Linked DNA regions of Mus musculus: regions 2 and 3 are each linked to region 1. A link is a loop called in an ENCODE intact Hi-C map of the cell type or tissue named here. Cell type or tissue: left cerebral cortex. All regions are shown on one strand.

What was found. Peaks named below come from ENCODE experiments on the same cell type or tissue, not always from the same donor. Only the 100,000 strongest peaks of a DNase experiment are listed, where the experiment ranks them.
Region 2: it touches region 1 in a loop (2.3-fold over the local background); 3 of 42 quality-filtered maps call a loop at or near these places.
Region 3: it touches region 1 in a loop (3-fold over the local background); 3 of 42 quality-filtered maps call a loop at or near these places.

Annotation. Positions count from the first base shown.
Region 1 is chr3:82,405,571-82,410,570 of GRCm38, reverse strand. No RefSeq gene overlaps it. Among named protein-coding and RNA genes, the nearest start is that of Map9, 50 kb to the right of the region's middle. In left cerebral cortex, a CTCF peak has its summit at 2,966 (motif pointing left); DNase peaks (open chromatin) are centred at 2,951 and 4,101.
Region 2 is chr3:82,658,159-82,663,158 of GRCm38, reverse strand. Gm29999 (a long non-coding RNA gene) reads left to right here. Exons shown (of 2, transcript XR_375746.1): 2 at 2,064-2,638. Among named protein-coding and RNA genes, the nearest start is that of Gm29999, 4.2 kb to the left of the region's middle. In left cerebral cortex, no CTCF peak of the experiment used is centred here; DNase peaks (open chromatin) are centred at 1,633 and 2,178.
Region 3 is chr3:82,650,149-82,655,148 of GRCm38, reverse strand. No RefSeq gene overlaps it. Among named protein-coding and RNA genes, the nearest start is that of Gm29999, 12 kb to the left of the region's middle. In left cerebral cortex, no CTCF peak of the experiment used is centred here; a DNase peak (open chromatin) is centred at 2,582; H3K27ac peaks cover 1,281 bases.

The sequences.
Region 1 (5,000 bases):
CTGAGAATTAGCAAAGGACATGTAATTCCTCAATGATTTCTTTAGCCAGAATAGTCTGGGGAAAACCTAACCAGATGTTAATGCTCATAGATTAAAAAGCTCTCTGTATTTAGCTAAATGGATGGATGGTAACTTTATTTGATTTTACCTCATGCAGACATTCTATGGCTATGCCCCTGGGGAGAGGAACAACGCCAGGACAAGACTGCCATTCTGGGGGAGAGTTGCTGTGTGACAGAGGACCCTCTTCTATTATGAGTGACAGGATACAGATATCAGTTTTTTAGGAATGATGGGATGCTCCAGTTGACTGGTCAGGACCCCAGCCTTTCCAAGTCTCAACACAGAGCATACGAAAACAGAAAGGACTGTTTTCTTCATGACTCAGTCCAGATCCAACAAGAAAGGGAGTGCTTCCCCTTACTGTGGCTAATTCATTTACCCTGATGTGTCTGTCTTAGCATCCCTGTACTGCAGTAACAGGCGCCATGCAAATGCACAGCTATCAGGGGAGAGGTCCCTCCATTCATATAATCTCATTGCTCTTTGCTTCATGAAATACTGATGATAGATCCAAGCTTTCATTCATTGTTTAGAATAATCCCCTGCCTGTTAGAGACAGTTATATTACTGAACGCTTTTATAAATATTGTGTATGCTTAATGAAACTTCTGGTGTGTGGTTTCATGGTCTGACAACCCTAGAATTAAAAAAAAATCTTGATTAAAATGAAAACTTTAATGTTGTAAGTTCATTTTCTTACTAAGGATTATGAGCACATAAATAAAAGTTCTCCATTCCATTGGATGAAGAGAAAATCTATGGTCTGGGCACAGTAGTAGTCATTGTTTCCGAAGTTCTCAGAGATTTTATGGGGAGAATAAATATCATTCACATCAGGGACCTTCCTAGATCTTCTTCCATTGGTTAAAATTTTCTTTCAGGTCTGAGATTGATTATTTCTTGCCTTCTACTCCTCTTGAGTGTGCCTACTTCTTTTTGTTCTAGAGACTTTGGGTGTACTGTTATTAGTATGATATATCCCATATCCCCATTTTTAAAATGTAGGCACGTAATGCTGTGAACATGCCTCAACTGCCAACATTGTGCCCCATAGTTTTGGGTATGCTGTGTCTTTATTTTCATTCAATTCTAGAAAGTCTTTCTTATTTCTGTCTTGGCCCATTTTCTTCAAGTGGTGAGTTATTCTCCGAGTTTGTAAGCTTGCTGTTGTTGATAGGTTGCAGGGTGTTATTTTTATTTTCTTGTATCTGTTGATACTTAATTTGTTTCTGAGTATATGATCAGTTTTGGAAAAATGTTCTGAGGTACTGACAAAATGGTATATTCCTTGGATTTGAGTGAAATGTTCTGTAAATATCTTTATGTCCATTTAATTTATAACATCTGTTAGCTCCAACATTTTTCTATTTAGTTTTTGTCTGGATTACATGTCTATCATTGAGAGTGATGTATTGACATCTCCTAGTATCAGAGTATGAAGGTCAATATGTGATTTAAGTTATAGTAGTATTTATTCTATGAATTTGAGTACCATTTTATCTGAGGTATAGATGATAAGAATTGATGTTGTTTTCTTTGTGGATTTTTTTTCCTTTGATAAGTATGTAGTATTCTTCCCTATATCTTCTGACTACTTTTTGTTTGAAGTCTATTTGGTCAGATATTTAAATAGCTACACCAGATATTTGCTTGGAATATCTCATTTCATGTTTGATGTGATGTCTATCCTTGGTGCTAAATAAGGTGTGTTTCTTGGTTGCAGCAGAAGGATGGATCCTAGTTTTTCATCCATTCTGTTAGTCTGTGTCATTTTATGAGGAATTAAAACCAACAATATTGAGAGATACAAATTAGTAGTCTTTGGTGATTCCTGTTTTCTTGTAGTAGTAGCAGTAGTAGTAGTAGTAGCAGCAGCAGCAGCAGCAGCAGTTGTTGTTGTAGTGTGTGTGTGCGTGTGTTTCCACTCTTGATTTGCTGGAATAAGTGATTCCTTGAGTTTTCTTGGGTGGGGCCAGCCTCTTCAGGTTGGAGTTTTCTTCGTATCTTCATCTTTAAAGCTGGATTTATATGTTGCTATTGCTTAAGTTTGGTTTTACTGATGAATTTCTTTCTTCCTCCATCAATTATGATTAACAGTTTTGTTGGGCATAGTAATCTGATCTGGCATTATGGTCTACTAGAGTTTGTAGAACATATATCTAGATCCTTTTGGCTTTTAGAATTCTTTTAGAGAAGTTAGGTGTTAATTTAATAGGTCTACCTTCATATGATATTTGTTCTTTATAACCTATTATCTTTTAATATTCTTTCCTTTTTCCTGTACATTTAGGGCCTTGATTATTAGGTACCGAGGAGATGTTCTTTTCTGGTCCAGTTCATTTGGTATTCTATATGCTTCCTGTATCTTGATAGGTATTTCCTTTTTAGATTAGGGATATTTTATTCTATAATTTTGTTGAAGATTTTTTTTTTGTGTGCCTTCGATCTGTGTTTTTTCTCCTTTGTATATACCTATTATTCTTAGATTTACCCCCCACCCCACCAGAGTCCTATGTATTCAAAATGGTTTTTGACAGGATTTTTAGATTTAACAACTTCCCTGACTGAGTTCTCCATTTCTCCTACTGTACCTTCAATGTCTGAGATTCTCACTTGCATCTCTTGTTTTCTGTTGTTAAGGATAGCCAACTCTTATTCGAGTTCCTAAAATTTGCATGTCCATATTTCCAAAAGTTTGGGTTTTCTTTATTGACTCTACTTCTACTTTCAGGTTTTGAACTGTTCTGTTCATTTCCTTCGACTGTGTTTGCTTAGAAGGACTTATTCATTTCCTCTTTAAGGACCTCAGCCACATTCATAAAGGGCTGTTTTAACATATTTGTCTTGTTATTCAGTTAGGTTGCAGCTCTCAGGGCCTGCTGCGGGAAGATTGTGTCCTCTAGTGGAGACTTAATATCCTGACTGTTAATAGTTGAGTTCTTATGCTGGTGTCTCAGTGTCTGGCCTTGGGAAGATGGTAATTCTAGGTGCTAATATATAGTCTTGACTTTCTTGGGTAGGTGGGGTTTTTATTCTTGATTTTTATTGCCCTCTCTGGTTCTTAAAAGGCTGTGGTGGCTATGTGTTACCTGGCAGGTAATTCCTCTGGGATCCTGACAAGTGTGTCTGCTGGGGCTTCTGGTTAAAACATGTTTCTAAAATACCTTTAAGCATCTCACTTTGCCTTTTCTCATCTAATCCTTCTTGTAAGTAATGTTGACGTCCTTTTTAATTGGGTCTGGATTCATATGTTCTGAGCATGTCAGATCCAGCTAAGTCTCCTTTTTCTTCTCTCTATTTGAAAGTGTATTTTAATGCACTGCCTCACCCCCTTTTCTTTTCTTACAGAAAAAAAATCAAAGGAAATAAAAATGTAATGAGATAGAAAAATAAAACCATGTTTCTAAATATTCAAGTTAACATTGAGAAATAAGAATGGGCAGGGAGGTGCCGTTCTGGGTTGGGGGAGGTCCACAGGTGAGATAAAAAGCAGGATTTCCATCATGATCTGCTCAGTTTCCTAGAAATGGGAACAGAGAGTGAGGAGAGGCCATAGCAGGGGGCTACCCCAAAGCTGGGGGTGATGGTTAGGGGCTAGATTTGAAGGAGAGGGGAAGCTCTGCAGTACAAAAACAAATTTGTTTAGAAATATAAAATTGTATTCTGATGACAAGGGGAGACATCTGGGCCCAAGCAATAATTCAGGAGAAAAATCTCCCACAGTCACATTGACATACGCAGACAGAGCACTCTCTGTGCCATCTGATTTCTTGCCACTGCAGAGTCTACATAATCTGCTGAGATGCTTTCATTTCCCTAGGAGCAGTATACTTGGAGGTTAGAACCTTTAGCACTAAAGCAGCTTGCTATAACAAGGTGCATCTGTCAACAGTGAGATCCTTACCCAAGACTGTGTGGCTCTCTATAGTAATAGGCAATTTTCCTTTCAGAGAGAAAATGTAAACTGTCAGATGGCAGAAGTGCTGTGGAGATGGCAGAGAAGTGCAGAGATGCTGGGCTCGGCAAGCAGTTCACAGATGCCAGTCTCCGTGGGTGGTGAGATAACGTGCCAGAAAAACTCATACACATATGTACTACTTTACAGCAGAAAAGGCAGCTCAGGGAATCAGGCTAAAATTCTGCCAGCTTTGCTATATTGGATAGTTTTTTCTAAATATGTTTCCAAAAATAAATTAGTCAGGATTGACTTAGATCATTCAAAATGGAAATAATAAGTATAAACAACCACTACCAGTTCTAAAATGGAGGGAAAAAAAGGTAGAAATAAGAAAAGTTTTCTCCATTGGATTGTCAGCCTATGACATAGTGAATATAAGCCACAATAAAATTAACAACAACAAACCATGAAGCAGAGTTTTAAACATGTGAGGTGAGATATGGAAGCAACGCAAAAGGACATGGAACTATAGAGTCAGAGATCCCAGTGAGCCAATACCAAAGCAGAACGCGACAGGAGGAGTCATCCTGAGAATAGAACAGGCACACTGCCTTCAACAGAGCGATGGATGGCCCACAGAGCATGAATGAGAAAGGCAGAGGATAATATGTAATAGGAAAGAATATAAAGCATCTCAGGAAAATATGGTATATATGGATGACGGACAAGAACATCTGTGTGCATCTCAGGAAAATATGGTATATATGGATGACGGACAAGAACATCTGTGTACCTCTGAGTTCTCTAGTTTAGCAAATGGAAGACGAAAAATCTAATATATGAATTAAGAAAACATTCCTTATTTATGTGCCTTAACATCTATGCTTTTTAACAATGTTGTCTGGCTCAGACAAATAGAACAATGGAATGAACATAAAGCCACGTGTATTATTGGGCTTGCATACTAGGAGACTTTTGTTTGTTTGTTTGTTTGTTTGTTTGTTTGGAAGGAAGGAAGGAAGGAAGGAAGGAAGGAAGG
Region 2 (5,000 bases), 250 kb before region 1:
GTCTGGGTGCATCTCTCTGTAGCTTGGCCTGTGCTGTAGATGTTGCCTGGGGAACAGGCTCTGACAACTGTGCCCTTCTGCTCAGGTCACTTCCTACTGGGTTGCTGCTTTTCCAGCCTCGGGCATCCATCCTTCACAGTTCTCTTACAGAGGAGGAGGAACAATGGGATTTTGATTCAACATTTCTGATTGGGATTTTTTGAAGACATTTTCTGAATGCACCATTAGAGAGCCAGCAGGCGACTTCTTTTCAGTGGGGCTGTGGTTTAGAGAGCACAGCCAAGTGTGTTCAAGGGCTCCAGTATATCTGTGTTTTCTTCACTCAGGAATGTGTTAATTTAATGTGTGTTTCCTTTGGGTGGCCTTGTTTGGAAATGGTAGCAGGAAAGGGCTGTGAGCATCATTTCGAAGGAGAGTTGTTTTGAAATGTAGTGACAAACTCATAAATGAAGGGTTATAACTGTTGCCAGTTGGTCATTAATTTTTTTTTCCTATTGGAAAAGCCAGATGCTGTTTCCAGCAGGCCTTAATGTGGGTGATTTGAAGACTGGAACACATCTGTGTTTTAACTCCCCTGCTGACCTGGGAGATTAAAGGTGGGCTTTTCCCACTTTTGCTGTAAGAACAGACTCCTTCAAACCCGTAGACCTGTCTGCTTAGCTGGCCGAGGAGAGTTTTAGAGGTACAGGCTGAGGTTTCTGGAAGAATGTGTTCATCCAAGAGTGTTTGTAAAATTAAATTATGTATTTTCTTCTTGGGATAATCCATTAGCCAACAGGTTAATGCAATTTAAAGTAAAATTAAGAATTATTGAAGGTGTCCCTTTAGTTGCTCAAATCATGAATTACGCGATTGTTTCAATCCCCGGGGATTCTTCCACCCGTCAGTAAGGAAGGAACTTCATGGGATGCCTTTCTGATTGGGATGTGTTCAGAATTATCTCACCAAAGGGAGAAAGCAAGTCTGTGCCTCCTGAAACCAAACTCCGAACCTCTGTGTGATTTGTTACCTAGCACCCCGGCTGGGAAGAAAGCCTTTTCATTTTCTTCTCAGACCATCTCTTTCTAATCCTGCTTAGTGGAGTATCTGTTATACTGGGCAGCCTGGCACATGGATCGGGTCTCATTTCCTTAGCTGAGATGGGAGAGTCTAGGAGAACCAATAGCAGGTATCTGCTTGTGACTCTCTCTTGTACTCCCGTTCTCTCCCAATCCCTTTCTTTTGAATGTGTGATGATCAAGTAACTGAGAATACTCTCCTGTTTTTTCCCTTGGGGTTCTCACTGTGGGCTGGGCCAGCCTAGCTAGTGTTCTTATTTGCTTTTAAAGAAATGTTGGGGTCAACTCCGGGGACCACAGTCCTCCAACATGACCATATAAAATGTCTGCTTACTTGCTAATAAATATGTCCTCCCTCATGTGACCGTTGTTCCCTTCATAGAGTCCTCATGTCTGTCCTGAGGGAAGTAGCTGAATACTTTAAGACTTGGAAAGCCAAAAGTCTAAGTGTAGCATCTTTAGAGTAAAATAAAATCATTTTTTTTCAGGACTCAGAGCAGCAGCATCCCACAGCTTGCCTGGCCACATCACAATGGGGGATTTTCTGCCTGGCAGTACCCTCATTCTGTTCTGTCCCAAGCTTTGCCTCTTGTTCCTTTTATAGTTTTGGCTTTTTATTTCCTTACTTGCAAAGTGAAGAAACTGAACTTAGTCCTTTTAGGGTCACCTCTAATTTTATCATTCTCTGGCACTGAAAACTTCCTTGGTGAATTCACAGTCCACTTTGGTAAGACACGTTTTTAATTTTAATTGTTTCTATAAATTTCCTCGTGTTTCAGTATTTCTATTCTCCCCTCTCCCATGGCAGCTCCCTCTCTTCCTCTGCACCCTGTTTCTTTTACTCCTCTTCCTTGCCCTCAGTCCCTCTCTCCCTCTCTCCTTGTTTTTCATTCTGTCTTCCCCTCACAGAGCCACATACACTGAGATGTGAATGAGTTAAATATACTTTCTATAAATGAAGAAGTGGAAGTAAAAGCCCAGAGTAAAACCATCTCCCTTCTTTAGGAGGCCTTTGAATGAGCAACTTCCAGCCCAGGCTCCTGCCTGTAAGGATAAGGACCGGATCGAGCATCCTCATTTAGAGCCTTTCACATAACCCAGGCTATCACCATTTCTAACAGAATGAGAGACATGGCATCTGAAAAGAGCTTAATGTTTCTTTGAATAAGATGATTAAAAAGAAGATTCACATCAATGATTTAATCTGGGCCACTGTTGATGAAGTTCAGAAAGGAGGATTTGTTCCAGAGGCCTGTGGAGAGAACGGGAAGAGGACAGAAAATACAGCTTAGTGCTGCAGCAGCAAAGGAAGCTTCCACAGTCACTGACATCAGCTGCTGGGTCCTGGCTGGCTGAAGCAAGCTTAGGCTTGCAGACTGACTGGAGAGGAGGGCATGGCATTGGGGAAAGGAGGATAATTGGAACTTTGGAACTTTCTTGCATATTTCTGAGTCACTTATAACTCTTTTTTGTGAAGGGAATTTTTATTCTATAAGATAATGTTTGGTTGTTCGTGTGTGGGAATTCTTATAATTCTAGCATCGACTCCCTTAGTGTTCATAATATAAATAGTTCCTCCACTTGGTGTCTTGCTCTTTAGTTATTGTACTTTGGCCTCATTATTCCATTAATATTAAATATAATCGCATCAATTTTAGATTACATTTATTGGAAGTTTATTGGTAATAAATATGGATCTGGAGCTACAGGTGCCTACATTTAAATCCCATCACTCTGTATAACTTCTGTCACGTTTACTTTTCTATTGTGAAAAGGCACCGTGGCCAAGGCAACATATAGAAGAAAGCCTTTAATGAGGGTTTACAGTTTCAGAGGGAGAATCCATGATCATTGTGACAAGAAGCGTAGCATCAGGCAGGCAGGCATGGCACTGGAGCAATAGCTGAGAGCTTGTATTTGACCCACAAGCAGAATACAGAGAGAGAGAGAGAGAGTTGGGGTTGGGGAGGGAAAGTGCAGGGGGAAATAGAGGTGGAGGGAGAGACAGAGAGAGAGGGAGAGAGAAAGGGAGAGGTGTATCTGTGTATGTGTGTGTGTGTGTGTGCGTGTGTGTGTGGTGAGAGAGTTGTCTCTGTGAGTGTATGTGTGTACGGTGTGAGTGTATGTGTGTAAGGTGTGTGTGTGTGTGTGTGTGGTGAGAGAGTTGTCTCTGTGAGTGTGTATGAGAGGTGTGTGTGTGTGAGAGAGAGAGAGAGAGAGAGAGAGAGAGAGAGAGAGAGAGGAAGACAGAGACAGAGACAGAGACAGCATATGCACTCACATGCTTAGAGCCACGTGGAGCTCAGAGGGTGCTGTTTCTCACTTTACCTTTTTTTGAGACAGGATTAGTCTCTTTGCTGTCCATTGCCATATAATCAAGGCTGATTGACTTCCAAGAGTCTGAGGATTCTTCAGTCTTTGCTCCCCACCTCACCGTAGGGACACTGGGATTACAGACCCACTGTTCTGAAACCACCTTTACACGTGTTCTGGGCATTTGAACTCAGGTCCTCACACTTGCATGATAAGGGCTCCACCTACTGAGCCAACTTTCCTATCCTAAAGATTGGGTGTTGAATTCAGTAGAATGTGTTCTTTCTGCTGGTAGTGTAGATTTCACACTTGGTTTTCCATCATCATTACAAGGACTGCCTCTGCCAATACGAGCTCCTAATACACAAACCTTTTTGTATTTGAAACGTATGTGTAGTAAGGGATTCTTGAACTTGAACATATAGAGCAGCAAATTTATCACCGTGAAGCATGGGAGACAAATCTGTGTCTAATGTTCCCTGTTTGCCTCTTTTCAATGCTCTTCTATTTCCTGTCCAACACAGCATTTTAAAATGAGCTGCATCCAAACAGTACAATTTCAGGTCTTCGAGGATAAGAAAAATAACTCTCTAAATAGGAGGGCATCTCAGCAAAATGCTACTTGGTAGAAAGAATAAAGCCATTTTAAAAATAGATGAAAACAAAAAAAAATCAGTAACAAGGTCAAACGAAGAGAAAATTTTCCGCAGGCAAGTGCTGTGGGTGCATTATTTATCCCACTTTGTATCTTAGTTAGAAGGAAAATTGGCCAAAGAGACTAGTTTTCACCTTTAACGTTAAAGACTCTCCATGAGTTTCAGATGGTCACATTTCCATTTCCTTTGAGGAATGCTGTGTGACTATCATGTGTGAAGATTTGATTTAACAAATAAAAGTCATCAATACACTACAGCCCCCGCCCCGAGAGAGTAAATTCCTTACTTTGTTTTCTGCATTTCCGCCTCATATCTACATAGAAACTATAATAGACATGTTGCTGTTTACATGAGGAGCCCTCCCATCATCAGACAGGGACTTGGGAGGTAAAGAGTATTCATTCAAAAGTCCTGCAGTCTGGAGCTTGAATTAGAAGCTTGGGCCCCCAGGACCTATAACTATCGTCAAGGTGTCACCTATACAGCCTCTTGTACCAGGTAGGCCTCGGGAGCAAAAGATTACAAAACCTGCCAGATGGGTGGAGACTATGTGTTCAAACACATGGGCTGTGTAGGACATTTGACATTCAAATAAGAGGGGTTAACATGTTTTGAGTTTCCAAAATTGCTTGTATATTCAGAGAACTAATGAAAAAATATTATAAATACCTTCTTTACAAAAACTATGTGCAACGATATAGTCTTCTCTCATTTACCCTGACTGACTGCCTTAAGAAGTATTTACATGGGAAAAAGGAGGCTTTAGTTTTTAAGACAATACAGTCTTTTTATAAACTCAAGGTCAGATTGGTTTATAATTGTGCCTGTGTTTGTGATTCAAATATGAAAATTGCTTTTAAAAAGAAACTTTCTTAAAGATTTTAAAAATATTATTTGATATTTCCTTGTCTACTCCTTTATACCCTCTTTTCTTCATTTTAAATTTCTATGTCTTCTGCTTCATGGTCTTTTG
Region 3 (5,000 bases), 240 kb before region 1:
GGAATGCTCTTCAACGATACAAAGTATCAATGACTAAATCTCTGAGGCTTAAGGGAATGCTCTTCAACGATACAAAGTATCAATCTCAGGAAACAGCCAAGAAACTCTGTAAGGGCAAAGCCACATAGCTACATCTAGACACAAGAGCTGGTAGTAACTCACATAGATGAGTTAGATGCTCATGTAGTAAGAACTGAACAAGCCCAGGGGCAAATCAGCTAATTCTACTTAGGTGAGAAAGGATTAAATTCGACATGGGTATTAGATGTCAGTTTGGAATATTCTATGCAATGAACATTTGACATAAGCACAGAGCTAAAAATAATTTAAGAGGATAAATATGTAATGACGTTATGGAATACAAACTTAAGCTCAGTACTCCCAAGTCCTGTAATCCTAATTAGGAGGTGGAGGCAGGAGGATCTGGAGTTCAGGGCCAGCCTTGTCTACATAATGTGTTCAGGAACAACCTAAGCTACATGAGACTTTGTCTCAAATTAACTAAACAAATGACTTATATGTATTGCATTCCTATTAACCATAGTCAAAGAATCCCAGTTAATCCTTAAACTAAGAACAGTCACTATTTGTCACATAGAAATTTGAAAAAGAACAAGCTTATAAAAGCTCTTTGAAACTCATTGGTAAAAGTCACATCTGTACAAGCCTCATCTTCTCCCTGGTGGTACAGTGGTTACCGGAGAATACACTGAAGCGCGGACACACCAAGCTATAACCAGAGTTTTGCAGAACTTTTAGCATTGCCATATAATTTCAATATTAAATATACATATCTTTACATTTAGCTATCCTTTGCAGGCATAAGTATTTTGATGTGGCTAAGTGAAGGACCTTAGTCTTCTCAGAATTGATGTGGTTTCTCTTTTTCAGGCTAAAGCACACCTATAATTATATCACTCCTTAGATCATGAGAGACTAATCACGAGGGTTTCATACATTTCAAGTACCATCACCCTAACACCTTGAATAGCCTCAGGGCAAAACCATTCCGCTAATCCACAAGTTCTTTAATGTATACATTCACTAAAAGGTTCATTTCTTTCAAAAATCTTGTGACCTTTTTTAAATGTATGTTTATTTTATTTTTTTAAAAAAATTGAAAAGTTAAAAAAATATAGATAATAGTCCTTGAAGACTCAGTCTGGTACCTTTGAGGCCCTTACCTACAGTTATAAATCTAGCAGCATAAGTTCTCTTAGGGGAGTGATTTGTGAGGGGCATGAGAATCCATAATAGTCCATAGTATGCAATTGCTGTGTTCACATCACAGGGAGGATAAACAGAGTGGCTGGCAGGCTAGTGTATGATAGCCCAATCAACTTTAAAAGTAGGCAGTGCCTTTTCTTTTGAAAAGCTTAATTTTCTATTGAAAATTCACTTAACAGCAGTAGAGATAATCCTGAGTGGTGGCAAGCATGCTGCCAATACCCTGAGCTATTGAAGTAAGGACTCCCAATGCTGCTCCTAAAATAACTAATGAGCACAGAACAGCAAAACACGCCCGTTTCTCAGTCTACTCAGTCTCAAGTCTGAATTGGCGCATCATGGGAGTGTACAATTTTAATTGCTTTAGTCTCTAATAGTCCTGACCCATCAGAACCCAACTTGATAATGTGAAACTTTGAAAAGACAAAAATAGGATTATTTTATGTGTGACTAGATTTATAAAAACACTTATATGTCACTCCTGATTGACAATGAGTAGTATGGTCAAAGTCTGGCCCACTGACACATGTAATGATAAGTCCAAGGTACTCTATAGCTTTGATACTGTACACTTCTAGCTGTCATTGTGTGCAGTGTTCCTTATTCTCAATCTATGTCTAGTCTGTCACTTGTGCCTTGTCATTGATCTGAAATTGGAGACAAGTCATTTATCAAGATCATTGGTTTTACTTCTGGATTGTGTCTTCACATCTGCCTGTGAATACGCTGTTTTGGGCTGCTTTGGACAAAGACTCTGCCTTCCCATGAGCTGTAAGAACAGGTTTCATTATTTTTTATATCTCTGTCATCCATTGGATTCCCAATAAAATTCTTCACCTTTGTTATATAATAAGATATTACTAGTGTGTTTCGCTGTCCCTAGGAATCTCAGGTTTTCAATAATGGAGAACAAAGACAAATTATTTAAACAGCTGTTAAAGAAGTTAAACAGCAGTTATAAGAAGACACTGAGGTCTGGTGGCTGTAGAGGACCTCTGTCATCTTCTCGGACACAGTGTTGCTAAAGCATGCTTTTCTAGACACTGCCAGATAACTCTTGTGGAAACCAAAAGGCTTCCCCCATGTTCCTTGCCATCTCCCTATGACACTAACGGAATTGTCTTCTATGTGTTCAGTGAAGCTGTAACAGCTGCTTCCTCATCCTAGTAGGTCTTTTATACCATCAAAGAAATTATTTAAATCATATGTCAAGTGTCTGGATGGAGGTGAGTTGGCATAAATCTGATCTGAGGACCATGGATAACTGAGCAATGTCTTCATGCTATCTCAGCCTTTCTGGGAAGCTGCTGTAAATTTCTGTGGGTGGGGAACGGGAGCAGGGAACATACCAGATGCTCAGATACGGGCATCTTTACTCCTCTTTCCTCTCTACAGCATCTCCTTGGCAACACATTTGTTCTTTTGCTTTTGGAAATTACCATAAAACAGAAACAACTTGGGTGTTTTCAGCAATGCAGATAAGTAAATGCAAGGCTAAGACACAGTTGCTTTTGTAGAAACAGTTGATGTAGGGGAGAAGGCTGTCCTGTGAACCAGCCACTGTGTGCATCCTGCAGCTGTGTAGGACTCTCCTTCAGGAATTTTAGAATCTAAGCTTTAAAATACCTGGAAACCCAAATGGCTGTTGCCAGGAAACCCATGACTGCTGCCCGGAAAAAAGAACAATTTGAGGTTCATTAAAAGAGCCAGATCTAGGGAAAAAAAAAGAATTCAAGTGGGTATGGTCCATTTGCTGCTTTGTTTCCCAGTAAAATGAAATCTTACTAGTTATCAATTAGAAAGAGTGCAGTACTGTAATTATTGAATGCAAATTTGCTGAAATTGTGGAAATGCTAATTTTGAAAACATCAGTAAACATTTGGTACATCAACCACCATTTTTGAGTCTTGGAAATGAAAAGAGGAAAAATGCACATATAGACAGTGATCCTATGTATAATTCTTGCCTATGTTGAATCACAAGGAGATGTGCTCAGGATTCATCATATCTGTCTCCAGCTCTAGAATCCACTTCCTCACACAGTGTCCTTTGCATCATTTCACATCTCATGAAGCCACTACTGAGAGTCTCTGGGTATCCCACATGTAACTCTAGCAGTCAAGTATATTACTTGCTGTGTGAATGCATTCTAGATGTTCATTGATGTATTAAAGTACATGGACGACACTTCTGACAATGCCTTCACTCCATGCAGTGTCCATGAATCCAATAGTTATTGAATTCATGATGCTGGATGTAGGCTTATATTTTTCAAAACTTACTTTAATAAAGGTTGTTAAATGCTTTGACCTCTCTTATAGCCCATCAACTAAAGGTAGGGGAGGAAGAAAGGTTAGTAGAAGTGGACCTGTTGAGAAGTAGTTCTTTGGGGCATTCTGATCATCATTGTAAGGATATTAGCAGTCCAATTCATGAGTGTCACCAAACACAAATCAGCAGCCATGGTTCAATTCAGAAGAAACCTCAAAGCTCCAAGGATTGGCCAGAGTCCATAGTAGTGGCGAGAAGCTGCTAGAACATCACCAGTTCTTTGGTGCATTTCTCTTTACAAAGTCAAGACAAGTAAAGATCTGTGAAGAAAGCAAGGTGAACTCATATCAGACCATCATCATTGAAGATGAGCATCAGTGAAACTCAATGATGACCAGCAAAGAATTGCAATGTGAACCAATGCAGCAGCCACTGAGAGTGAAGGCAACATGCGAAGAGCCAGAATTTTCTTCTGTCATGTCCTTTATATAGGCTGCCAGCAGAAACATGTGGCCTGCATTTAAGAAGGACCTTTCCACCTCAAAAGATCCAGATTTAGGTGAGTCTTTCCACTTCAAATGATTCAGTCATGAACCTCTCTCACAGGTGTACCCAGATGCTTGGGGTTTAGATAATTACAGATTAGTAAAGTTGACAACCAAGAACAGCCATCAGAGACACTTAGTCTTCCTTATCCCACAAGATCTATATGGAAATAATACCTCCCAACTCTACTTTGTGAAGACTCAGGCATAATTAAACAAAGTCTGAGAAAACTGATATAATTTGATATGTGATGTCATATATCAGCTCCCTGTCCCCCCCCCCCCCCCCATTAACTGCGTAGCAGCTACTCTTTGCTTTTAGTCCCGGTTCTTTTCTTTCATGAGAATCTATTTTACTCTGAAAACAGCTGAGAGGAAAAAAACTGAACAATGAAAGTTGACTCTTCAAAAGGTGCAGTCTACTGTGCATCTGAGGGCGCTCTGGGACCCTTTCACGCGGCCCATGATGTCACAAATGTATATATACATAGGTTCTCTTTGTTTATGTTATTGCCATTCTCAGGAAGTTTGATTTCCTGGTATAAAATGAGCCCTATTAATGCCACAATCTTCAGATATGCAATAATGGGAGGGAGCAGGAGGAGGGACATGATGTCTCTGAGCGCAGAGAGCTCAGTGACTGATGAGCTTCCTGTACAATGATGAGGATAAAACTGTGGTATTAGGCAGACATTATGACTTCTCTATAATACAGGACAGAAAGAAGCCCCATTTGAGTAGAAATGGAGTAACCAGAAGTCATTTACATTACAACTAACCTTTGCTGCTCAGAGATATCTACAGCTTCTGATCAGGAGTCTTTAATACACTCTTCAAACCCTCAGCTGCTCAGGGCTGGACTAGTAGTAGTCCGTCTTTAGTAACTTGGGAATGGGACAAAGGATCTAGCAAATATCCTTAACTCAGTTGGCTGTATCATTCATGTGTGAAGGCCCA